2 separate regions of the Mus musculus genome follow, and region 1 is linked to region 2. A link is a contact called in ENCODE POLR2A ChIA-PET data. All regions are on one chromosome and are shown on one strand. The core of a region is the stretch at or near the end of the contact, and the rest is flanking DNA. Distances in the headings are between cores, read along the strand shown. Region 1 holds the start of Timmdc1 (translocase of inner mitochondrial membrane domain containing 1). Region 2 holds the start of Pla1a (phospholipase A1 member A).

The links. ChIA-PET counts read pairs that join two places held with the same protein, here RNA polymerase II (POLR2A).
Region 1: POLR2A ChIA-PET joins it to region 2 with 16 read pairs in Patski. The contact joins the promoter of Timmdc1 here to the promoter of Pla1a in region 2. POLR2A ChIA-PET finds 5 or more read pairs at or near these places in 2 of 5 experiments (Patski and embryonic stem cell).

The regions. Positions count from the first base shown.
Region 1 is chr16:38,517,673-38,524,380 of GRCm38, forward strand. Timmdc1 (translocase of inner mitochondrial membrane domain containing 1) reads right to left here and starts at 4,991. Exons shown (of 7, transcript NM_024273.2): 1 at 4,669-4,991; 2 at 695-860. The coding sequence starts at 4,862.
Region 2 is chr16:38,431,562-38,437,587 of GRCm38, forward strand. It overlaps Pla1a (phospholipase A1 member A), which reads right to left and starts at 1,584. Exons shown (of 11, transcript NM_134102.4): 1 at 1,243-1,584. The coding sequence starts at 1,315. Gm36333 (a long non-coding RNA gene) reads left to right here and starts at 1,655. Exons shown (of 2, transcript XR_384843.4): 1 at 1,655-1,942.

The DNA of each region.
Region 1 (6,708 bases), core at 3,741-6,240, 90 kb after region 2:
CACTAACCAATGAATGTAAAAAAAATTATGCTAGAATTAGCAAAAGGCTATTTGACAATCACAGCAATAAAAACAACTTTAGAGTTGAATTCTAAAAGCACAGGGTAAATAGAACTGGGACAGTACAAGAATCTATAAAGTACTCATTTCCTCAAAGAAAGAAAGCAGGGATTTATATTATTATAAGAACCTGGAGATTTTATTTTAACCTAGGAACTAAAAGTTCATACAACACATCAGAGAACAAACAGATGTGCCTCTGAAGGGAGGTGCTGAGACACCAACCCTAGGTACTACTGCCAAAAACACGTCTACACCTTTTTTCCCCACTTCTCACAATTCTCTGTGTGTGTGAGTTCCTGCATTTGTGCGTGCATGTGTGTGTGTACAACTGCCCAAGGGCAAGACTGACAGAAACTGTTTCAGACTAAAGGATCCTTCAGAGGCACGAGGCAAATTCAGTATGTAATCTACCATCAGATGCGAAACCAAAAACCATCCTTCTTTTAAACAGGTAAACTGAAGAATTAGGAAATTCACCTAGGTACTTAGCATTAGTACTTCCGCTGTTAGTAAGAAGAGATCCGATTTCTCCACCTTGACATTCCAAAATCCTCCCAACCCAAGACCTAACAGAAACAGATGTAAAGAGAATAAATTGATTGTCCGTAGGGATTAGGCCATTAATACTCACCACAGCATCAAATCGGTTATGATAAATCTCCGCTTGGCTCTGTTCAATGTAGCGTTTTTTAGCATAAATAAAAGCAGGTATTCCTCCATATGCCCAGCCAATGATGCCTGCTGAAACTGCTGCCCTGTAGATATAGTCAATTTCCTTTGAGAATCTCTGTTGTTCACTAAAACACCAAAAAGAAAATGTTGTTAGGACATTATATGAAAAACTGTGTTTTGGATTATTTCAGATGCTTACAACCTTATTTTTTGCTATGAGTGGAACTGATTAAATCCTTTTGTGAATTAATGCAGTTATAGAAGAGCAACACAAGTTTGGTGGACAGCGGTAACTACAGCACTCAGGAGGCTGGGGTAGGCGAAGCACGAGTCTAAAGCCATCCTGTGCTGCACAATGAAACCCTGCTCCAAAAACAAAAGTAGACAGCAATACCTCTGTCTGAAGCAAAAGCAATCTATGCCATTAGAAACTAGCATAAGAAACAGCCTTGGGAAGAAGGGCACAAAGGGGAACTTCCAGGATACTGCTCACAACAAATATGCTCATTTATGAAGACCCATTAATAAAACACAGCTCTATTTTTCTAAATATACTATACAATCTTAGAAATAAAAAACTTTTAAGCTGGGTATAGAGACTAATTATTTCCATTTTTAAATTCTAAGCTAATATAGACCACATAAACTCATGAAATTTTTGTTTGCTTATTTGTTTGTTGTTGTTGTTTTTGACAGGGTTTCTCTCTGTAGCTCTGGCTATCCTGGAAAACTCTCTGTAGACCAGGCTCTAGGGCCAGGACCCAAACTCACAGAGATCCTCCTGCCACTGTCTCCTAAATGCTGGGATTAAAGGCTACCCAGCTTGAACTCATGAGATTTTTAAGAGCAATATTTAAAGCATGGATTTTAAACACCTGAAATGTGGATTCTAAAGATGTCAAAACCCAGAGGCTGGAGAGATGACTCATCCAGAGGCTGGAGAGATGACTCATTCAATGGTTCAGGGCATTTGTAGAAGACCCAGACTCAGTTCCCATCACCCACACAAAGGTTCATGTCTATAGCTCCAATTTCAGGGGATCCGACTCGGCTGACCTCCTGGGTACAAAGCACCTACACAGTGAGCATATATATATATATACACATACATACAGGCAAACATTCAAAAACATGAAGAAAAAAATGAACAAATAAATCTCATTTTTTTAAAAAAAGAAGTTAAAGTCTAAACATTGGTTGTAGGATATACTCAGACTATCACTACAAAAAGCACTGAAAGTCCTCACAATGGCCCCAGCTTATAGTCACAAAGGTTAAGAGGCTAGGCAGGAAAATCCCTGAGCCCTGGAGGAACCCAGTGAGAGCAGATTCTTTATTGAGAAAGCGTCTCACATTGACCAGGAACTCCTGATCCTCTCGCCTCCACCTCCCAAGTGCTCGCATTACAGGCTGCTGGGAAAACGGACTATGTAGTAGGCAGCGTGGGACAATCTAAAGTGAGGAGGAACTGTTTAATTCAAATCATGCCTCTCAAATACATAAAAACTAGAACTTTTAAAGAGTTTGCAGGATGCACTATTATATTTTTGGTTGCGAGCCTAGCCTTTAATGGCTGAGCCACCTCTCCAGCCCCAGGATGGCCTCTTGAAATAGCTAAACAATACTGCACTCCTACAGTGACACTCCTAAGTGGACCACTGTTTAGATTACTAGCTTTCTTCTGAAAGTGTTCACAATCACTACACTCTTCCTTCGTGGACAAGAAACTTAAAACCCTTTAGAAAACAAACTCTTACTTTTACATTAATAGGAAAATGGGCATACTTTATAGTTTATGTATTTTACATTGAACAGAATTTTTAAAATCTAAATTAAAAACTGATCTACAGTAGGACTTAGGTAAAAAATGTTTAAGGAGGAAGTTTAACAAGCTAGGAGGTCTCTGCGCTTTGCCTCTTTGGTCCTGCAAACAGCTCAGTGAGTAGGATTTTCCTAAAGGTACTGCTGTTAAGAGCCCAAGCCGAGCTTGACCACACCCTCCCGTGATCTGCAGGGCTTGGAAGGGATGCAGGGTCATCCTCAGCTGCACAGGCATCTGAGACTGACATGGGCTGTCTGAGACCCCACAAGGAAGCTCCTCTAAGAAAGAAAACGAAATATAAAAACTGTCACAAAAGCAGCCAAAGATAATGGGGCCCAGTAACAGGATTGTCTCAACTCAGAAACAGTGGGACTGTAACCTGCAATCTGCTAAATAGTATGCAACCAGATCAACCTCTCAGAACCTTGGTTGTCCCTTTCATAGACAAAAGCATAAAAATTGCGTTAGATTATTTTCCCTGTTTCTTTTCGTTCCAGTACTCTACGGCTTAAAATACTGATAAAAATGACCATCTTCTGTGAGTCATGGTAGTACGGTTATGCACATATATATTTTTTCTCTTACACACTACACAAAAATCTTTCAAAAGCCTGGCAGTGGTGGCACATGCCTTTAATCCCAGCACTTGCGAGGCAGAGGCAGGTAGATTTCTGAGTTCGAGGCCAGCTTGGTCTACAGAGTGAGTTCCAGGATAGCCATGAAACTCATAGAGAAACCCTGTCTTGAAAAACCAAAATAAAAAGCTTTCAAAAATATACAAACTTTTGGGAGGACCTCTGAGAAAAACTAACACATTATTTCTTAAAACAAAGATGATGGGGGCAGAGCAATGGCTCAGCAGTTACCAGCATTAGGGCTTGGATTCCATTCCCACGAGGTAGCTCTCATGGTTATCAGGAAGGCACACAGACATGCACACAGACATACACACAGGCAAGACACTCATACACATAAAATAAAAATAATTTTTAAAAAGAGATGCTGAAACTAATAGAATTATTAAATACAAGTCTGCCAGCTCCCTTGTCCAAATTTATTTATAATCACTTGATAACAGTGTAGTATGGTAAACTACTTCATGAAAAGAGATACTTTCACCATTGATTAATAAATGAATAACGTTAAATAAATATCAGGTGAAAGTAATGCAGGATTAATCATTTACTCCTCACATAGTTTATTTTAGTATCTTCTGCAAAGGGAGATGGAGCTGGGCGTGTAACATCTGTGGCAGATGACCAACCCCCATCAGGGAAAAAAAAAAAAAAAAAAAAGAGAGGCTCGGCCCAGAATCCCAGAAGACCCGGCTGTAATCCCAAAATCTGGGAGGTTGAGAATGGATTGTAGCTTTGAGTTTCAGGCCAGCTTGGTCTACAAGCACAGCAAAACTCTTGTCTCAAAAAGGAGAGTTGGGGGACTAGAGGGATGGCTTGGCAGCTAAGATCGTGTACTAGTTTTACAAAGGATCCGGGTTCAGTTCTTAGAACCCCTGTAACTGTGACTCCAGGTAACTCCAGATCCAGGAGAATCTGACACCTCTGGCTGAGGGCATGTGCACTCTACTGCCCATACCCAAATACCGACCCCCACATACAAGTAGTTCTTAACAATGGAGGTGGGAACAAGGGGGCAGAGCTGCTGGAAGGTGCGGAGAGGAGGAGGAGGAGAACAGTTGTCACTGTTTTTTTTTTTTTTCTTGTGCAAAATAATAATGATAAATTAACAATTCTCTCTGTCCTTCCAGCTTCTGGAGTATATAAAGCCATTACTGACAAAGAAAAATCAAACGAAATACGAAAAAACAATATTAGTGTAGACTTCACAATATAGTTCCCAGTGATACTACATGACAATAATCGAATGAATCCAATTTTTCTAATATGTAAAGTTAGGGTACTGGTTTCACGAGAACGATACTGTCTTAAGAGTGTGACTCTGAGTGAATCCGACTCAGAAGGCTGCATGTCAACCAGGTCGGACACTATCCGGGCAGAGAGAACTTTCAGCGTCGCAGGGACCGCGCGCTGGAGCTCGCCCGGGCTGCGGCCGTCCCCCGAGCATCCCTCCCCACACACCCGAGACATTTTTACTCTTTGGCAAACAGCTGCCGGAGGCGGTCCCATCCGGATTCCAGGGAACCGGGGTCTGAGACACCTGAACGCTGCTCCCGATCCTCCACAAAGCCTGGGGAATCCGCAGCCACCGCACCGGCAGCAAAGACTCGGGGGAAAGGACCCCAGGCTCCGCAAAGGCGGCTGCGGGGAGCGGGCGGCGGCGCGCCCATGGCGCCCTCCTACCCGCAGAGAGACAGACACCCCAGGGTCGGCGGGCACCGTGGGAGAGGGTGACCTGTACAGCCCACTAGCGGCACGTTGGGGGACACTGAACCTCACATCCGGTCCCCAGCCGGCTCACTTCCGGAAGCTCTCGGAAAGGAGACCGGAAGCCCCGCCCCTAGTCGCGCAAAGGCGGGGTGAGGGCGGGGCTCGGGACGTAGAAACTGGAACTGAGAGCTCTTTCGGTAGCGCAGGGTTAGGGATCAGTCGAGCCCCGGAAGTGAGTTGGCGGCCGTTTCGTTTCATCTCAGTGATGTCCTTTGGCGTTTGCGCCCCGTAACTCTGGTCTTCTGGACCTGCTCAGCTTGAAGTGCTCAGGGGCTTAAGTGAGATGGCTCATGTAAGATGCAGAAGGCCACGCAGAAGGGGACAGTACTTTAATCACTGCAAGCGCAGTGGGGAAAGAGGTAGGCGATGCGCTTCTAGGCCACGCCCTGGCGGGCCGGAGGAGCTTCCTGGGCGGAGCAGAGTCTAACCTTAGGGCGCACCCGAAAAGGTCCAAGATTTAAAAACTATTTTTGAAATATCAGCTGTGGGCATTTTTTTCCCCATAACGTGGGCTCCACTACAAGTATCCGTATGCTTACTGCTCCGAGAAGGCAAAAGATCTAGAATTATCATTTAATAACTGAAACTATTATTTCCTGTTTCTTTCAACACAAGACAAAACCAAAAAACTTGTTTACCAAGGTAAAAATATTCCCAATCATTTTGTGTAATTTAGTTATTGGTCGTTACCACAAATCTCATAGTCTTTGCAAACCCTTTCACCTACTATTTTTCTTTTCTAGTTAAAGTACCACAATGAATATACAGCTTGGTGGTGCTCTACAGTCACTTCCACGGAGTACCTAAATAAGTGATTGATTACAAACTTTCATGAGGATATAGTAATAGGATTTGGGAGTTGACTGTGGGACATCTCTACAGATGAGGTTCAGGAAAGTGCCGTGAATGAAGCCCCCATTAGCATTTACTGCAGTGGTATAATTGCCTATTTGCTGATCTCTATCAAGAGGACTGAAGCTGTGCTTTCATCTCTGGATTTGGACTTAGGAATCACCAATCAGTCTATACCATGAAGTAGATGTTAAGTAATTATCTTCTTTGGAGGGAAGGAGGGTCCAAGATAGGGTTTCTCTTGTGTAGCCCTGGCTGTCACATAATTAGCTCTGAAGACCAGGCAGGCCTCCATCTCAGTGATCCACTTGCCTGAAGTAATTAAATGTTGAGTGAATTATTCAGACCCCAATTCCTAGCTCTAGCTTGATGCCTGCTTGGTCTATTTTTCAGAGGTGGTCACTGGGATTAGGGTCCCAGGGCCTGAAAGCCCAACAAAATGAATGTGTTGACTGTCTAGCTTAGCTGTGAGAAGAGCTGAGTGCATTTCTTTGACACATTTGAGGTCCCGGAAATGATCCTTTGCACTTGAACTTTCTAGAATCAGGGTCGACATGAATGAGGACAGGGCAAAGATTGGGCAAACACTAACAAAATCATTTACCTATGGGGATTGGAGAGATGGCTCAGTGGTTAAGAGCACTGGCTGCTCTTCTGAGAGATCTTGAGTTCAATTCCCAGCAACTATATGGTGGCTCACAACCATCTGTAATGGAATCTGATCTTCCCTTCTGATGTGCATGAAGACAGGGTGCTCAAATACATAAAATAAAATGTTAAAAACCATTACATATAGCTCAGATGTCCCCAGGATCCAACATCCTGTAGAGACAAACAAGGTCTTCCTTAGTACCAGATAGATTTCACAAACTCTTCAGCTCCCTTTTCCATTTA
Region 2 (6,026 bases), core at 334-2,833:
CCATCAACTATTCACTAATAATAAATACAATCACCCGAATATAAGCGACTGTTACAGGTCCAGTTTGTGCACGCACTTCCTGTAGTCCTTGACAGCATCCCAATTTGGTAAGGACAGTCTCCAAGGACAGATAAAGAAAAGTCACTTCCTCAAAGTTCTAAACACAAAGACAGATAGATATACTTAATCCATGTCTGCCGGCTCAGCGTGTACTCCCCCAGTTCATTGCTGCTCACTGGGCAGGGGTGCAGTACCATTCACTAAGCCTGTCCTACATGGACTAAATGTACGCAAGAGACTGGAGCCCCAGACCCACCCCTTATAGGAACAAACAACCAAGGGAGACAAAAACCCCACAGGAAGCCGAGGAAAAGCTGCCTAGGGTGTAAGGAGAGAATAGATCTGTGTGATCCGGACTTTGGAACACATTTGGAAATGCTGAGCAGGGCAGTGAATTGCTTTGAGGAAAGACCCCTCCCAAGAGGCAAAGGCTAGAAATAGCGCTGTCTGAGCAAGTCCCGGTGGGCGTTCAGAAGCTGAGAGATGGGAACCCTCTTAGGGGAGGACAGAAAAGCAGTCTGTGGTTGGGAGGTGGAGACACGAGACCCTTCTGATTGTTCTGCCTGTGTGCAGGCCTGTGAGGTGTGTGTGTGCATACATATGTGAGTGCATGTGTGCGAGTGTGTGTGTGTGTATGACAAAAATGTTCTTGAACTTTCCCAAAAGTTAGTTTGGCAAACTTAAAAGTAACTACAGCCGGGTGTGGTGGCGCACGCCTTTAATCCCAGCACTTGGGAGGCAGAGGCAGGTGGATTTCTGAGTTTGAGGCCAGCCTGGTCTACAGAGTGAGTTCCAGGACAGCCAGGGCTATACAGAGAAACCCTGTCTTGAAAAAAAAAATTTAAAAAGTAACTACATAGAAAACAGTAGCCGTTAGTAGGATGAAAATTAATATTGAGAGTTAGTCAAAGGTAATTTTTGTTACAGTCACTTTGGCTTGAACAAGGTGAAAAGGGTTATAATTCGGATTTTAGAAAAATGAGTCAGGAGATGGGGGAAGTTCAGTTTTGGTGTCCCAAGAAGGCACTGGTCTCACCACTAATTCCCGTTATGATAAGAGGGTTTTCCCCTTTCTTTTAAAATCGCCGCCAGAGATAAAGAACTTTTAGGGGACCTTCCAAAGTCAGTGCTGTGTAAGAGGACAGTTTAAGAAATAAGGTTCCACCCAAGCCCTTGGCTTACCTGAACTTCCAATGCTGAGCCATAAAAGTGGTCCCCACAACCAGAAGCATGTCTCCCAGAGGCCAGGACGCATCGTGGAGCTGGAGTCCTGGAGCCAGAATGAAGGAGAGTCCCCAAGCCTGGGATGTCACATGGCCCAGCCTTCAAGCAAACATGTAACACCCACTTGGGACTTAGGAATCATTAACTGGCTCTGTGGCTTGTAAAATAAATAAATAAATAAATAAACCTTCCTATTTGTTTAACCTCTGGAGTTTTCAGTTTCCTCTTCTCAATGAAAATGAGCCAACCTTCCCACTTTTTTTTTTTTAAGCAGGGGACATTGAAACATACCGTTCTTCCTCTCTGCACCAAAGAAGATCAGGAAGTGACTTTTTCCCATTATGAAATCTCAGTGATGGCCCAAGGCAGCCTTTCATCTCCCAGTGGTTACAAAACTCTCACCGTAATGGAATTTCTGTGGACATATTTGTCCCTGGGATACTGAGCAGCTGGAGGCTGGAAAGCTCTTTCACTTTTGGATCCCTAGGGAACCTCACCCGGTGTGCAGCCAATGACACACGTATGGGTACGTTTATGGGACAGAGTAAAGGGAGATCCAATTTGCTTCTGCAAAGTACTGCTGCCTTCCACAGCCTCTCGAGGTTAGGAAGTCAAGTCCAACCCAAGAGAAGAGACATCTTGATGCCTGAGCTCACAGGTAAAGAACCAAGAGCAGGAGATGTGAGTGACGTGGGAACACTATTGATGGATGTGGTCTAGCCTGGGTTTGGAGCCAGGGAGTCTGTCCTCTCGTGCTGCCACCTCACTCCAGGGGTAGTGGAGACCACAGAATCTGATATTTTTGCAGGCTAGAGCAGGGCAGGGCCCTTCCTGGGTCAGTGTTCCTGCAACAGGAGCACACCATTACAAGGCGGAGAGCCGGAAGCAGGCAAGCATCATCTTTCGGAAGAGTAGCTTTGTGAAGGAGTGCTGTTGGCACACATGCTTTCCAGCCCTGTCCGGGAACATCCAGAGCGTACAAAGGTGATACCGGGTAGGGGGTTAGAGCTGGACAGGTTATACCAGAACAGAGCCACTGCCCTGGGTGTATCCATGGGCAGCCTAGCAATTGTGAGTACCTGGTTCAGTGACAGACTCTGTCTTGAAAGATAGTAGAAGTCAGCAGACATGGATCTCTGCCACACACATACACACACACACACACACACACACACGAAGTAAAATTTGAAATGTATGAAAATTTATGGTGAAGAATGAATCTCCTACCCACTGTTGTCTCTTCCTTCCAGTTCCAGAGTCCATAGAAAGCCACCATTTTCATTTGTTGTTTTTTTTTTATTTATTTTTATTGTAGATTCTTATGCAATAATTCCTGACCATTTTTTCCTCCCTCCACTCCCCCCAGCTCTTCCCCACATGCTCGTTCCCTGAGATCTACTCCCCATCTCTTTCCTCTTCAGAAGGCCTCTAAGAGATGACAGCCAAATGGAGCAAAGCAAGATGACAATAAGACAAAGCAAAAAGCCCTCATATCGAGGCTAGACAAAGCAACCCAAAATAAGGGAAAGAGTCTCAAGGACAGGCAAATGAGTCACAGATCCAGTGTTAGGAGTCCCACAAAAGCACCAAGCTGACGGCCATGACGTATGTATATGCAGAGGGCCTGGTGCAGATGCATGCAGGCCCCAAGCTTGGTGTTTCGCTCTTTTAAGTCCTGTTTAGTTGACTGAGTGAGTGCCAAGCCCAGCATGGCCTTGGAGGGGACAGAATAACATGGTCCCTGCCTCTGAGACAAGGCCAGCACATCTGAGCCTCTATGAATGTTGATGGCTGCCATGGGCCTAAGGCTTGTTTGTATAATAATGTACATACCTTACATTCCTCCTTTAAGGAATGTCCTCCCTGTTAACATTAATGATTCCATGATAATCTGAGAGGACAAGTCCAAAGGTGAAGGTGTGTCCATGTCTTAGCAAAATGGTAAAGGCTGGGACCTTCAGGACAGCCCTTAAGGCTGTGGAAAGGACTTTTAAAACATGAGTTCAAAATATATAATTTCTCAACTGTGCAAAATACAAGGACACAATATGAATTATGAGAGGCTTCACGAAACTAAAGGAAACACACTATGTGCTAGCTTGTCAGAATGATACAAAGGCAGGCATATACGGAGGTAGGCAGATTCCTGAGTTCAAGGTCAGTCTGGGACACAGCCAGTCCAGGCTGATGAGTGGTAGAAATGTTAATTTAAGGACAGAGTCCCACCGGGCTACCTTACCATCTGTTCTTAACCTAGGCAGGCATATCTCTGAATTGTTTTGCAATATTAAAAGAAATGTGTTCTTGCAGTTTCCTAAGAATCTTTAGGCTGGGTCACTAGATGCTGATTCATAGGGTAATTAAAAGGGAACCCAGAGTAAATCACAAGATTAATATGTAAAATAACAGAGTGGGTTTATGATCTGTAGGAGCAGCGCTACCCAGAGGATTGCCTAGAACGGCAAGAAAGAATTGCTTGGAAAACTGTTTCAAGCATAATGTGGAGAGGGAGGGGGAGCTGTCTAGAGATTTCCAGAGAAAGCAGATCAGAGAAAGAAAAAAAGCAGAACGGAGAGAAAGCAGGCTGGAAAACTGTCTCAGGCATAGCATAGGCCACCAGCTTGGACCCACGATTTGACTTCAAGTTGTTTGTTTTCGCCGCTCCCAGACACCCTTTCTCTCAGAACCCCTCCGCAAGCCTAGGCTGGTCCTTGGCAGATGAGCCAGGTTCTCCTGGTGTCCTGCATCCCTCTGACCCTATAGTCTTTCCTCACTCTCCTCCCTGGGATTCCCAGCTCTCCGGAGATCTCCAGTTGAGACTTTCTCTCTGACGAATGTCTGGCTGTATTTCTCTGCACCTGCTCCCATCTACTTCCAGAGGAAGCTTCTCTGATGGCAACTGGACAAGGCCCTGATCTATGAGTGTAGGAGAATGTCATTAGCAATCATTTCATTGTTTGTGGTTTTGTTTGGCCCATTGGGTTTGGTTCTACCCTAGGTCTCTAGGAGTTCAGTATTGTTTCTTGGCCATCTAGGCAGTATAGGGCACGGGGCTCTCATGGCGTGGTCCTCAAGTTAAACCAAACCTTGATTTGGCCACTCCCACAAGTTCTGCACCACCATTACCCCCCAAATGCAGACCAGTTCCACAACTAGAAGCCTTGCCTGGCTACAAAAGATGGCCAGTTCAGACTCTGTGTCCTCCATTACTAGGAGTCCTCACTAGGGTCCCCCTCATAGATTCTAGGGAGTTTCCACTGCACTCGGTTTCCACAACACCCCCCAAACATCCTCCAATTCTAGGTGTCTCTTCTGCATTCTCTCCCCCCAACCTGATCCCTTCCACTCTCATCCCCACCCCCACCTCCAGTCCATCTACAAAATCTATTCTATTTCCCTTTCTCGGGGAGATCCATGCTTCCCCCTAGGGCCCCCCTCTTTGCCTAACCCCCTGGATCTGTGGATTGTAGCTTGATTATCATTTATATAAGTTAATATCCACTTATAAGTGAATACATATCACATTTGTCTTTCTGGGTCTGAGTTACCTCACTCATGATGATTTTTTTTTTCTAGGCACCTATTTGCCTGCAAAGTTCATGATGTTACCTTTTAACAGCTGAGAAATACTCCATTGTGGAGTGTACCACATTTTCTTTATCTACTTTTCAGTTGAGGGACATCTAGGTTGTTTCCAGATTCTGACTATTATGAATAAAGCCACTACAAACATAGCTGTGCAAGTGTCCCTGTAGTAGGATGGATGTCCTTTTTTTTTTTTTTTTTTTTTTTTTTTTTTTTTTTTTTTTTGGTTTTTCGAGACAGGGTTTCTCTGTGTGTAGCCCTGGCTGTCCTGGCACTCACTTTGTAGACCAAGCTGGCCTCGAACTCAGAAATCCGCCTGCCTCTGCCTCCCAAGTGCTAGGATTAAAGGCGTGCGCCACCACGCCCGGCTAGGATGGATGTCCTTTGGGTATATGTCCAGGAGTGGTATAGCTGTTTCTTGAGGCAGATTGATTCCCAACTTTTTGAAGAACCACATATTGATTTCACAAATGAATGCACAAGTTTGCACTCTCACCAGCAATGGAGGAGTATTCCCTTGCTCCACATCCTCGCCAGCCATGAGCAATTATTGTGTTTTTGATCTTAGTCATCCTGGCAGGAGTAAGATAAGATCTCAGAGTGGTTTCCATCTGCATTTCCCTGTTGACTAAGGACGCTGAACGTTACCTTTTTAAGTGTTTCTTCAGTCATTTGAGATTCCTCTATTGAGGATTCTCTGTTTAGATTGATATTCCATTTTAAATTTGATTATTTGGGTTTTTTTTTAATGTTTAGTTTCTTGAGTTCTTTATATATCTTGGCTATTAGTCATCTGTTGGATGTGAAGTTGGAGAAAATCTTTTCTTATTCTGTCCTTTGCCTTACAGAAGCTTTTCATCTTGCTGAGGCCTATTTATTATTTACCTTGGTGCCTGGGCTACTGGTGGAAGTTGTCTTCCACGTCAGTGCATTCAAAGCCTTTCCCCTCTTCCTTTCCCATTGGGTTCAATGTTATCCGGCTATATGTTGAGGTCTTTGGTCCACTTGAACTTGAGTTTTGTACGGGGTGATAGGTATGGATCTGTTTGCATTCTTCTACATGCAGGCACCCAGTTGTCCAGCAACATTTGTTGAAGATGCTATCTTTTTTCCAGTGTGTATTTCTGCCTCCTTTATTAACGATCAGATGTCCATAA